4 separate regions of the Homo sapiens genome follow, and all the other regions are linked to region 3. The links are chromatin contacts, found by Hi-C or POLR2A ChIA-PET in ENCODE. All regions are on one chromosome and are shown on one strand. Each heading gives the region's core, a stretch centred on a gene start or an enhancer-like site at or near the end of the contact. The rest is flanking DNA. Distances are from core to core; before and after follow the strand shown.

Evidence for each region. Hi-C counts contacts between places; a loop is a spot of excess contacts on that map. ChIA-PET counts read pairs that join two places held with the same protein, here RNA polymerase II (POLR2A). Pooled maps may share reads with other maps.
Region 1: a loop to region 3 is called in a map of sigmoid colon, with 2.1 times the contacts of the local background. The contact joins the promoter of ZNF467 here to the enhancer-like site in region 3. A Hi-C loop is called at or near these places in 3 of 168 maps with a recorded cell type or tissue (ascending aorta, sigmoid colon and tibial artery), 1 of 37 single-sample maps with no recorded cell type and 16 of 50 pooled maps.
Region 2: a loop to region 3 is called in a map of naive thymus-derived CD4-positive, alpha-beta T cell, with 4 times the contacts of the local background. The contact joins the promoter of ABCF2-H2BK1 here to the enhancer-like site in region 3. A Hi-C loop is called at or near these places in 2 of 168 maps with a recorded cell type or tissue (both naive thymus-derived CD4-positive, alpha-beta T cell), 1 of 37 single-sample maps with no recorded cell type and 10 of 50 pooled maps. POLR2A ChIA-PET finds 5 or more read pairs at or near these places in 1 of 52 experiments (CD4-positive, alpha-beta T cell).
Region 4: a loop to region 3 is called in a pooled map, with 3 times the contacts of the local background. The contact joins the promoter of KCNH2 here to the enhancer-like site in region 3. A Hi-C loop is called at or near these places in 7 of 50 pooled maps. POLR2A ChIA-PET finds 5 or more read pairs at or near these places in 2 of 52 experiments (AG04450 and activated CD4-positive, alpha-beta T cell).

Annotation. Positions count from the first base shown.
Region 1 is chr7:149,772,186-149,775,112 of GRCh38, forward strand. ZNF467 (zinc finger protein 467) reads right to left here and starts at 1,403. Exons shown (of 5, transcript NM_207336.3): 1 at 923-1,403. RefSeq lists a silencer at 846-1,025.
Region 2 is chr7:151,225,917-151,228,960 of GRCh38, forward strand. ABCF2-H2BK1 (ABCF2-H2BK1 readthrough) reads right to left here and starts at 1,289. Exons shown (of 17, transcript NR_160983.1): 1 at 1,247-1,289; 2 at 389-584. It overlaps ABCF2 (ATP binding cassette subfamily F member 2), which reads right to left and starts at 1,289. Exons shown (of 15, transcript NM_007189.3): 1 at 1,247-1,289; 2 at 389-584. The coding sequence starts at 542. RefSeq lists a silencer at 1,066-1,125 and enhancers at 1,226-1,275, 1,386-1,465.
Region 3 is chr7:150,408,506-150,411,291 of GRCh38, forward strand. It overlaps LOC728743 (zinc finger domain-containing protein LOC728743), which reads left to right. Exons shown (of 3, transcript NM_001395976.1): 3 at 1,655-2,786. Among named protein-coding and RNA genes, the nearest start is that of LINC00996, 24 kb to the right of the region's middle. Within about 2 kb of position 1,251, at least 2 of the 41 ENCODE cell types and tissues checked have a DNase peak (open chromatin) inside an H3K27ac peak, as active enhancers do; they include sigmoid colon, where a contact is called at or near this core.
Region 4 is chr7:150,976,833-150,979,863 of GRCh38, forward strand. It overlaps KCNH2 (potassium voltage-gated channel subfamily H member 2), which reads right to left and starts at 1,489. Exons shown (of 15, transcript NM_000238.4): 1 at 1,006-1,489. The coding sequence starts at 1,081. LOC124901776 (a long non-coding RNA gene) reads left to right here. Exons shown (of 3, transcript XR_007060592.1): 3 at 13-523. RefSeq lists a silencer at 2,157-2,506.

The DNA of each region.
Region 1 (2,927 bases), core at 153-2,652, 640 kb before region 3:
TCCTCGCCTCACCTCGGTTCCCTTCCCCTCCCCCTTTCCAGCCCTCCCCCACGTCTCCCCACCGCCCTCCCCCTCCCCCCTCCCTTCTGCAGCTCTCCTTCCCCTCCGAGGCCCCCGCCTCCCTTCCCCCTCTGTCTCCCCAGCAGGCTCCAGCTTCGCTTCCCTCCCCGTCCCCAGTCCCCAGAACCGCTCTTCCCCTCCCCCCTCCCAGGCTGCTTCCCAGCTCCCGGGTCCTCCGGCCCCCAAGCCTGGGGGTCTAGGGCTGACCCGCTCTCTCGGGACCTTCCCGCGGGCCCTGCCCTCCCCACTCCGTCTCCCCTCCGAACACCCCTCCGCGCCTCTCTTCTCCGCCGCGGCGCCCCCTCCCTATTTCTGCTCCCCTCGGACTTCTCACCCCTCCCAAGTTTTCCTCCCGACGGGACCCTCAGCTCCACCTCCCTGCCCCGCCGCCCTCCCAAGCAGCTCCGATCGCCGACTTCATTCCAGGTCCCGGCCCCCTCCCCAGCTCCGGGGCTCACCTGTCAGCGCCCTCCTCTCCCGCCCCTACCGAGTGGCCCGGTCCCCAGCGCCCGCTTCTTCCTCCCCTTCCCCCTCGGCCCCCTCCCACACTCCCTCTCTCCTCCCCTCGGGGCCCGTCGTCCCCCTTCCCACCTGCCTCCCGCCCGACCCCCTCCCAGCCCCCGCCCTTCCCTCCAGCCCCCCCGGTCTCCTCTACCCCCACAGCCCTCACCCTGCCCGCGCCGGCCTTGCCCTCCCTTCCCCCCAGCCCCCGACCTCCCCGGACCCGCGCCCCTCCCCCACGCCCGCCGTCCGCGCCCCTACCCCCGGGGCTGTCACCTGCGCGGAGCCGGCCGTGACCCAACCGCGGCGCTGAGGGAGACGCGGGCGGGGCCGCCTGCAGAGGAGCCTCCCCGGCCCTTACCTGGCTGGCCGGCCGCTCCGCCCGCGCCGCGGGGACCCAGGCGCCCGGGCCTCCTGCCCCGCCGGCTCTGCTCACAATGGCGCTCGCCGCCTGCAGCTCGGGTGCTGACGGCCTGAAAGACTGACAGACTGACAGCCCCGAAACTTCGCGGGGAGGAGAGGGATAGACGCGCGGGGAGTCGAAGCCGGGAAACGGCGCCTGCAAGGGAGGAGGGACCGAGGGAGCGGGCGGAGAGCCCCGGCGCACCGGGCTGGGGGAGGCAGGGGCAGGGGGTTTCAGGAGTGGGGTCCCAGGAGGGAGCACCGTGGGCTTAGGTGGGCAGGTGATGGTCCTAAGGCTCCGAGCCTGGAGTAGGTGTGGAAGTGGGAGCTCAGGACGGGGGAGGGGAGGGGAGGGGAGGGGAGGGTGATGGGAGAGGGGGTGGAGGAGGGCGAGGAGGCTGGGGAGGACAGGCACTCGGGCTGCGGGGAAGGGTGCCAAGGGAGGGTGCTCGCGGCCGCGGAGGGAGGAGCCGGGGAAAGGTGGAGCGCGAACGGGTGGGGGGGTGGCGGGGAGGAGTTGGGGGAACGAGGAGGGGCCGTGTCGGGGGGGAGCCAGCGAGTCGTGCGCTGCCGTCTCTAAGTCGCCGGTGCCAGCCGGGTGTGCAGCGCCGCGCTCCCGCGGGAGGACGGCCCGGGGGGTCGGTCTGGGAAACTCCGGCCCCGCCCCCATTCTCCACCCGGATTCCACCCCGATCCACCCAGACCCGCAGCCCCTCGCCTGGAGTCCCGAGGACCCGATTCGAAACCAGCCGCGGGAGCCGTGGGGGCAGGCGGGAGAGAGGGCTGGGCCCCTGTGCTTGCGAGAACGGGTCCTTCGAAGTAGAAACTGGGGAGAGGACTTTAAGCCAGGTCCCCTGGGAGAAGGCCGGGCCAGGTCGGGAGCTCCAGGGGGCAAGGCTGGGACGGGGCTGGGCGGAGATTCTGAGGGCGGGGTCCGGGGGAGGGTCTGGGAGGGGGCTGCAGAGAGGGGAGGGCTCTATGGGCGGGAGACGATTGCTGGGGGGCCTGCTGGCCCGGACACCACCTGGAGTTAGATGTGGAGGGCAGCCCTCAGCCCTCAGCCCTCAGCCCCAGCTCCTCAGGGGACTCCACTCGCCCTCCCTGCCCAGGTTACGAGGTTTCTCCTTGGCCTTGTTCCCGCTGCGCCCACTCCTGAAAGCTCCGGAGATGCTGAAGTCTGGACTGTTAGTTCCCGGTCTCCTCTCCATGAACTTTCTCCAAACCCCTGGGTTCCAGCTTCCTCCCTTCTGCCCCTTTACGGGAAAGGGTGACTGCAACTCGGGTCTCTTCCCAATCCCAGTGCTGCCTGATCAGCCCCGGTTTGAATCCAGAGCTGAGTGAGGCTGGGAAGGGGAGGGTGTGAATGGCCCTTGAGCTCCTGCTACCACAGCCCACCACAAGGATGAGTGCCTGGAAGAGCGCCCATCACTCGGGCTCAGCTGTGAAGGCTCCTCTGCCTCCAGGATGAAGGGAGCACCTGGAGTAGCATGTGTCACTGTGCGTGCTGGGGTGTGGCCGAGCACCTGTGCCGGTGTTGTGAGACTTACAGTGAGAGTGTGCATGTGTGTAAAACAGGAAAGGGGGGTGTCTGGGTGTGCGTGTGGCTCTTTCTGAGGACTCCAGAGCAGGAGTTGATCCCAGTCATCCGTGACCCCCTGAGAGACTCACTCTGGGCCCTTTTTTGGCCCTGGGACCAATGGTGAACCCAGGAGAAGGAGAGCCCGGCCCAGCTCTGGTTAACAGCAGCCCCCTTCCTCCCCTAGGTGGAATGACTCTACAGGATACTCGGAGGGATATCAGGTTTAGGAGACCGAGGGGTGTGGAGTCGGAGCCAGGCTGCATTCCAGCCCGGGTGTCCGGGTGTGCTCAGAGCTCTGCTGGGACCAGGGTGGACCCCGGATTCCCCTGTGGAGCCTGTCACTGCCCCTCCCAGCCGGATTCTCGGATTATTTCATCCGGCTTAG
Region 2 (3,044 bases), core at 39-2,538, 820 kb after region 3:
TCTCTTGTAGGTAGAGCCACTACACCAGTGAGAGGACAAGCTTATTGTATAATGTAGCAAAGAACCTGGCACATTGGTCACCATGCATAGAAATGGAAACTGAGAAAGGGGCAGGGAACTGATCCCCTCCTCACAATCTAATAGAGCAGCAAGGCAGCTCAGCAACTCTCACATCCGCTTGCCACTGAGTATGTGAGAACCTCGTCTTCGGCTTCCTTGCGCAATGACAGGGTGGCACGAATTCCAACTCTACTGATTTGATTCATCATGAAAAGTTGCATGACACCAGATACATTCTCCACTACCCCCAGCATCAAGATTCCAACTCTGGCTGGGGCATGCATTAAGTCTTAGCAACCATCCCCAACTCACCCCTCCCTCAATTCACCTGTGGTCTCTCTGCCATTGGCCTCATTCTTCTCTGCCACCTGTGGTTCTGTGACAACATCTCCATTTTCTTCATGTCCTTTTCTGGGCCGCTGTCGAGCTTTGGCAGCCTCCTTCTTTTTGGCTGCCTTCTTCTTGGCCAGGTCGGAGGGCATGATGATGACCCACAGGGGTAGGTTACTGTTGTTTCAGGGAGCCTGAAGGAAGGCAAACAGATACCCCCAAACCCTAAACTTACTAGTAAGAATGCCTGGGCCCTGCTCCATCCCTCTCAGGAATCTTCGTATCAACATCAAGCCTCTGATGCCCTGGCCTGCCCCCGCCTCGTCTGTTCCAACTTGGTCAGGGTATCCCAAACCAATGCCGATTCTCAGCGGCTCTTCTAATCTTAACATCTCTTCCCACAGGCACCAGTCCCCCACGGACTGCCTCACTTTGGAAACGCTCCTTCTTTCAGGGCCTCCGGCTGGGGACCAGGTTCTGCCCCTCAGCGGAGGTCTCCGTCTCCGGTTTCCCTACAACTTGGCGCTCCGCACTCAGCTAGCCGCCTCACTTTCCGGGCTTCCTCCTCCCGTCCGTCTCGGGCCTCTTCTCGATCGTCCCTCTCCACATCACCCGGCCGTCGAGCCCAGCCTCTTGCCGGGACGCACTCGTCCTCGCCCGCGTGAGTCCCCTCCGAGTCTCCACGCTCGTCACCCCCGGGTCCTCCCCCACCCCGCCCGTCAGCTTCTCTCCCTTAGCCCTATCTTCCCCCTCGCAGAGCCCTCCATCCAAACCCCGTCCCTGCTTCCTCTTCTAATTCTCTTTCCCCCTCACCGGCGGGGACCCTCTCCCTACAGCTCCCCTTCCCCTAACTCACTGGGCCTCGCTGCTCGGCCTATGTCGCAACAGAGCTGCTCCTTAGGATCCTCCGCGTGCGGCCGGCTCACCAGCCAATCACGGCCTCGGGTGGTTCTCGGCGCGCCGCGCTGCCTCCTTGGAAGTGTAGTCCTCAAGTTGCAGCGGCCAAGAGTGAGACCCGCCTTGAGGACTACTATGTATCCCACAGACCTCGCGGGGCCGCGTGACGCCATCAGGATGCGCGAGGCTCGGGGAGGGGGCGGGATTAGAGTCCAAGAGCTCTCTGCTAGCGGGCGCACTTCGGGCGCTGGAAACTGCAAATCCCAGATTGCTCGTTGGATAAACCGGCTGAGCCTTCAGGCTTTACCCCACCTCTCGAAAATCCATTGAGCTGTTGTGGAGTTACGAGTTTTTAGAGCTACCTAACCGACTCAGGCAGCAGGGCGTGCAACTACACTTCCCAGCTTGCCTCAGCGGGAGTAGATCGAAACAATGGGAGAGGAGAGGTGGGAGCGTGAGGGGAGGACTAAAATGAAGGGGGCGCTGGGCAGGGAGGGGTTCCAGAAAGCGGGGCATCGCTGCAAAGATGTTGCCAACGGAATTCCTTCACGAAAGAAAGCGCCTTGGTTTCATTAAACCTTAATTTTAGAGGCTGGTTCATTGTTAAACTTTTAGAAGGTGCCAGACGTTGTTTTGGAACCTCGGCCGCTTAGCCTCCCCGCTGCCGCATTGTTAGGTTTCCACTGAAGCCATGCAAGTTTGGTGGAAAGGGCCCCGAGATAAAAAGGCCCCTTGGCTGAGATTTGTTTTATTATTAGTTAGCCATGCTACCGGGCCCGTTACTTTCCCTTTGAGTCTCACTGTTTAAAATCTCTCACATGACATTTTGGGCTGGATGGTTTAAAAATAAATACAATCTCTCAAGGACTTCACATTACCTACATTGTAAACTCCAAATGTTTAGCCTCAAGTACAAGGCAGGCCCTTTGTGATCTTTGTTACTTCTCCAGGCTCCTGTGCAGCAGAAGCCTCACCATCAGTGACGTTTGGGGCAGCAAAGGAAGCTATTGCTCCCTTTGAGCATATTCTCCAAATGTGGCACCTTTTCGCCCACAGTCCGTGACTCAAACAATGAGAATTAGTTTTTCTTCTCAAACTCATACTTCAGTAGAACTTACCTACTTAAATAGTTCGGAGATTAAGCGTGCTATTTTACACCTGCATGCCTTTGAACATACATTTTCCTAGAATATCCTCCACCAACGAAGTGCCTACTATCTGTCAGGCTCAGATATATGTGCTGGAGTTGCAATGGTGCAAAGTCACTCCCTGACCTCAGGGAGCTCATAATAAAGAAGGAACATGTGAAAAGTAAACAAGCCGGGTGTGGTGGCTCACACCTGTAATCCAAGCACTTTGGAAGGCCGTAGTGGGAGGATCATTTCAGCCCAGGAGTTCAAGGCTGCAGTGAGCTATAATCAAACCACTGCACTCCAGACTGGGTGACAAAACTAGACCCTGTCTCTAAAAAAACAAAAAACAAAAAAAACAGACCTTGACACCATGAAATTAAGTGCCCTAAACGAAGTGACTTTCGTGTGTTGCTGGGGTACCTAGGTGGAGACCTCACTTGGCATAGCATAATTAAGAGCATAACCCCAGTTCTATGCTTCATTGTGTGGCCTTGGGCAAAGTACATGTTCTCCTCTGTAAAATGGGAATATAGTTACAAAAAGAATACAGTTAAATGACTGTAAAACCCTTCTGTATGAAGCAAAAGAGTTATTTATGGGCCGGGCACGGTGGCTCACGCCTGT
Region 3 (2,786 bases), core at 1-2,500:
GGCCAGAGCCCCTCTCAGGGCTGGGAGTGGTGGGGGTGGAGTGCGTGGTGTTGATTCTTGATGGCAGGTGGGGCGGTCTGGGTACCGGGCTGTAGGTTTCTCTGTGATGAGCTGCTTACCGGATCTTCATCCCCAGAATGTCAGAGTTGAAAGAGACTTGGAGAGGCCACTTTCCACAAACCCCACGCCCAACCTCAGCCCCTAGGCCTCCTGGCTCCTGTACACACTCTCTGCTGTCCTTGAGATGTCATTTCACTTCATGTTTCAGTTTACTCATCTGTAAGTTGGGGATATAGATGAGGGACTCTTCCTCGCTGGGATATATTGCAGCTACTGGATGAGAGAGGGTGAGGTCACTGGTGCACAGAGCCTTAGTTGATTCTGCCACACCATGTGCCACTGACTGTGCCGGGCTGGGCTCTCCCAGAGACACACATGAGGACCGCAGGCCCTGACACGGGGTGCTCACACTCGGTGTGTGACGCGGGGCCAACCTACAAAGTGCTCTGGGGTGAGACCGAGGAGGGTGACTGGTTTCTCTTCGTCACCCAGGGGAGTTTGATGGCTTTGAACCAGGTCATGGGGACAAATAAAATTGTTCTAGGAAGAGCAAGTGTGTAGAAGGGTGTTTTCAAGGGAGGGGGGGTCCTGATAGTTCAGTGACTGTCTCCAGGTGTCCCAAGGGGAGGTTTGCCCTACAAAGGACTTCGTGGTCAGGGGGTGGGGACACTGAGATTTTTAATGAGATGAGTGCTATGATCTCAGACTTATGCTTTAGGAGGAGAATCAGAGGCACTGTGAGGACAGACTGATGTGGGAAGAGCTGGAGCCTCGAGGGGCTTGGGTCATCTGGGCAAGAGAACATAAGGCCCCCAGCTAAGAGGCCTGGCCAAGGTCTGGCAGTGAGAAAGGGGGCAGCCAGGACTCTGCTCCAGGACCTCTGGTTCCAAGCTGGCGCTCTGAGGCACGGGCCTCTTCAGCCTTTTGGCAGATGAGGAAACAGGTTTGCCAAGCTTGCCTACACCACAGTTGGTACTTAGGGGTACAACAGGTGGAAGCCAGGGCTTTGTTTTGGATTCTGAATCCCAGAACCTTTTAGCTTCACTGCTTAAAAAGTGGACGATGGAGCAGGGAGGATTTGGGGCCATGTGATAGGAGCTGGGGCAGGGGTGTTAGGGGTGGTACGGGTGTTTGAAGGGGACATGGCATCCCTGGGAGTGGTTTGGGAGGAAGGGAGCTGGGGCTTCGAGGGGACCTGCACATTCAGTCCTGTGCTGGGTGCTGGAGACTCGTCCCTCCCCACTGCCCCCTCTGCCCATCCTCAGTGCTATGTGGCTATGGCTCCTCGGAGACTGTCCTCTGCCTACCACTCCCAGGTGCTGTAGACTAGCATTGGTGGCAAAGATGAAATTAAACAGGGGCTTCGGACACCTGGAGTCAGTCACCAAAATGCCCTGAACCCAAGGTGTCTCATCTGTAAATGGGATTCGTAATCCTTGCAGTGCTTGGTAGGGGACAAAGAGGATTCATTCAAACCCTAGGACAGATTCAGGGTAGGCCAGCTGATCGCTCCCTCCTAGCCCCAGAGGGGTGGCTGGGCAGGGCCATGTCACGGCTCCACACCTGATCCTGATCTCTTTGTTTCTGTCGACAGTTGCAGAGTGGGCAGGATCTTAAGACCCGATAGGTGCAGAACCCATCTGGACACGGAGACCAGGAATGGAGTTCCATGGAGGCCTGGCTGGCACTGCACCCGGGCATGAGGACACATCCAGTAAGAAGACCTGCCTCAAGAGGTGCACTGCGGTGACCAGTGGAGGTGACTGGTTGGAGCCTGGAATTGGAAGCAGATTCCAAGCTCTGGTGGACAAACTCTCCAGGCCTGGTGGGAATCACAGCTGGGGCAGACCTCATCCTGGCTGCCTGGCCACAGGCCCCCACTCTCTGCCACTGGTGGTAGGACGATGCCTGTGTGGAGAGCTGGCTTCTCTGCTCCCGCCTGGTCCACCACTTGGCTAGAGTTCAGAGACAGGAAGTGATTGGTCTAAGCTAACACAGCAAGTTGGTGGCAGACCTGGTTCTAGAGGCAAAACCTTCTTCCAGATGTGAATGAAACCTGCAGGCTTCATTTTCCTTTCTGAGCAGTGCTTCTTAGCTCTTTGGAGACACGAAGCCCTTGGAAAATCTGATGAAGGTTACGGACCTTCCCTAGGAAAACAGATAACTGACGTAGACTCAAAAACCCCAAGCAATTTCAGGAGCCACTGGACTCCCTGAATGAAACCCATCCCTGGACTCCAGGCTAAGAACCTCAGCCCTGGGGACTTCACCTGCTGCCCTTTCCTTACCTGTCACACATTGAGCCCCGAGTCAAGGCCACTGTACAAGTAGTGCCCCTCCCTCCCCCTGGCCAAGCCTCCTTCCCTTGTTCAGGAATAAAGAATTCCGAGGAGCCCTTTTTAGTCATTCCCTTCTCCCAGACCTAACGAATGGTGCGTCAGGTTTCTGGAGCCTCATTTCCCTTCCCCAGACATTGGCAGAGGTCCCTTGGGCTAGATTTTCTCTTCTGGTTTTGTTTCTTGTTCTGCCTGACTGGCCGCTGGCTTCCACAAAGGAGCCCTTTGCTCCTGGCCTGGGCTCTGATTTCACTGTGTGGTCTCAGGGGAAGCTGGACTGCTGTGGACGCTGGTGGGAGCTTGAGTCTGGTCTGAGTCTGCCCCAGGGAGAAAGAATCCTGCTTCCACCAACCAAGCCCAGTCAGCGGTTCCTCCCAGCTGGCCAAGTGT
Region 4 (3,031 bases), core at 239-2,738, 570 kb after region 3:
CCACCCCCTCAGGATCATCTTGTTCCTCCGCTTCACACAATACTGACCATCGGACTGACCCCTCCTTCCCCCAACCACCGTTACAAGCACGCGTTGTCCTGTGCTCACAGGGTCATGGACAAGGAATGTCATCCTCTCCCAACTCCCAGGGCCCTTGGCAGTCACACCCACTGTGGCTCATGCAGCCTTAGGGACAGGCACATGAATGCTGCCCACCCCCAGGACATTTGCCTAATCTGGGACCCTTCTAGAAGCCTCCCTACCAGGCAGGCATTAGGGGTGCTGTACTCCCGGTCCCCATAAGGGAATTAGGTGACAGTCTCCAGGGCAAGAAAACCCACAACTTGGGGGTACCACAGGGAGCTGCTTACCCTCAAAGCCCAGCTCTAGCCCCAGGACACCCTGTCTCCACAGAGCCCACAAGCTCGCAGCCTTGTCAAAGACACCTCCCCACCGCCCATACAGGGTCTAACTCACGGGTGACACATGGGCTCAGGGTTATATACACACGGCACACACAAGAAGAGATTATGAGCTGACCCTGCATCCACGGCTTTTCAGTCCCTCCGGCACAACACAGTCAAGATCTGGCAAGACCAGTGTGCGCGCTGGACTCTCGGGATCCCAGGGTTTGGGTCGTACACACTCTTATGCCCTTGCACACAGCCCCATCCACGTCCACGCACCCAGAGTTGGGGACACCTGCACACTCCATCCCACATCCCTTCCCTGCACACTCAGCGTGTCACACACACTCCGATCCCAAAAGCCTGAGCTGAGTTTCCCGCCCCAAGCCCCAACCCCAAACCCTTTGGCCCGGTGCCCACGGCCCCGGTGCACCAAGCCTTGCCCCCGCCGTCCCCTCGCCAAAGCCTGGGGCCCACCAGGCCCCATTGACTCGCACTTGCCGACGCACACGGCCCGGGCACGCCCCCCCATCCACACTCGGAAGAGCTCGGCCCGCCCCCAGAGCCCCCTCCCCGCTCAGCCCCCTCCCCCACTCACTCTGGCCCTCAAACTTGCGGATGATGGTGTCCAGGAAGGTGTTCTGCGGCGCGACGTGGCCCCTCCGCACCGGCATCCTGAGCCCATGGGCGGGCCGGGCGGGCCCCCACCCACCCCGGCCCGGCCCGGCCCAGCACTAGGCTTCGGGTGGCCCGGCCGGGCCGTGGTCCCCGCACCCCGCGGCCAAGCCGAGCACGGGCGCGGCCAAGACTGGACTGCGGGCGCCGGGTCCTCGCTCGGCTCCCGGCTCCCCGCTCCGGACCCCGGGCCCGGCCTGGAGCCGCCTGAGCGCGAGCCGCCCGCCGCCGGCACACCTGTCTGCCGGCCCCCGCCGAGCCGCGGGGCCCGCTCCGCCGCGTCCCCGCGCTGCGCTCCGCCCGCCCGAGCCCCGGACTCCTGGCTCCCGCCTGCCACCGCGCCGACAGCCGCTCCAGCGCCCGCGGCTCGGGCAGCGCCTGCGGCTCGGCCCGGCCGCGGAAGGGTTAATGCGGCGCGCGCCCCTCCGGCTCCGGCCCCCGCCTCCCGGCCCCCTCCCGCCTGCCGCGCGCCCGCAGCACCGCCCTCTCCCCCCCCCATCCCGCCCCACCGCGCGCGCCCGACCTTCCCATTGGCTGAGCCGCGCCGAGTGCTCCCCCAACGCCAGCCCCTCGCTCTGCCAAGGAGCCCCTGGGACTCGCGCGCCCAGAAGAGGGGGAAGGGACCCTTAGGCAGGGGAAACCGTGAGGACAGGTGCCATGGCCGGCTTGTAGGCGGCCGGGATGGGGGAAGGGATTCCACCCCCACCCCAGATTAGCGACTAAGAAACCTGATTTGAAGGGAAACGGCGGGTCCTTATGCCCTGGTTCCCCACCACGCCGAGCACTGGCTTGGTATACACAGCACGCGCTCAGTGCCTACTGTGGGTGACCGGGGCAACGCCTGGACCCTCGAAGACGAGCCCGGAGTCAAGGGAGACCCTGGAAATAGGAAAAGCAAGACAATCTGAAGGCCCCAGAGCAGCAGAGCTCTGAAATAAGGGAGGGTTAAACTTAGAAGGGGCACGCCCCCTGCCCCAACACACACACACACACACACACACACACACACACACACATACACACACACACACACACACACACACACACACACATACACACACACACACGGAGAGAGAGAGAGCCCTCTGTGGGGCTCTGCATAGGAGCTGCACAGAGAGGGACATTCTGACAGCAGTTGCGGCCTCCTAGCTGCAGGATCAAAGAGAGGTCCCTGAGCGCGAGGTTCCAACCAGGGGATCCCCGGGTGCGAGCGGCCCGCCCTCCCCCGGCAGCCCGGGGCCAGCCTTGCACGCCCAATCGGCGGGCTCGGGGCCCTGCGGCGGCGGCCACGGCCCAGCCCCTCGGAAAGCCCTGGCCTAGCCGCAGGCCCCTCCCCCCGGCCAGCTGGCTCGCTCCAGCTGCGGCTCCCTTATTTAGGCAAGGAGGCCTAGGGATGCTCAAGGGCAGGCGGGGTGTCTGCCCCGCCGCCTGCTCATCGCCTGCTTGCGTCTGAGTGAGGGTCTCCGGGCGCGGTGTCCTCGGACTTAGCAGTCAGGCAGGGCCCCGGGAAGGCCAGGGCGGGGAGGCGAGTGTTGACAGCTGAGTGGGCGGGCGGGGAGGGAGGAGTCGCAGCTGAACAGCCGAGGGTCCCCTCCCTGCAGCCGGATCAGAGACCTGTCTAGATGGATGGGGCCATGTGGGGGCTCCTGAGGGCTTGCAGCTGCCTCTGTCCTTGGAGCAGGGGCTGGGTCTTGTCACCAGCGAGAACCATCATGGGGGGAGGGGAAGAACAAAGGGCAGGGAAGGAATCGGAGTCCCGAAGGAGGAAGGCGCAGAAAACTGTCGTCGTGAGACCACCCTACCCGGACTCTCACCTTCCACCCAGGAGCACAAAGATGCAAACACTGGGGCCAAATGGGGCCACTGGCCAGCAGATGACACTCTTTTTTATTTGCTGGTGGGTGGGCAGTGACTCAGGGAGGCAGCCAGTGGGAGAGAAGGAGGTGGCT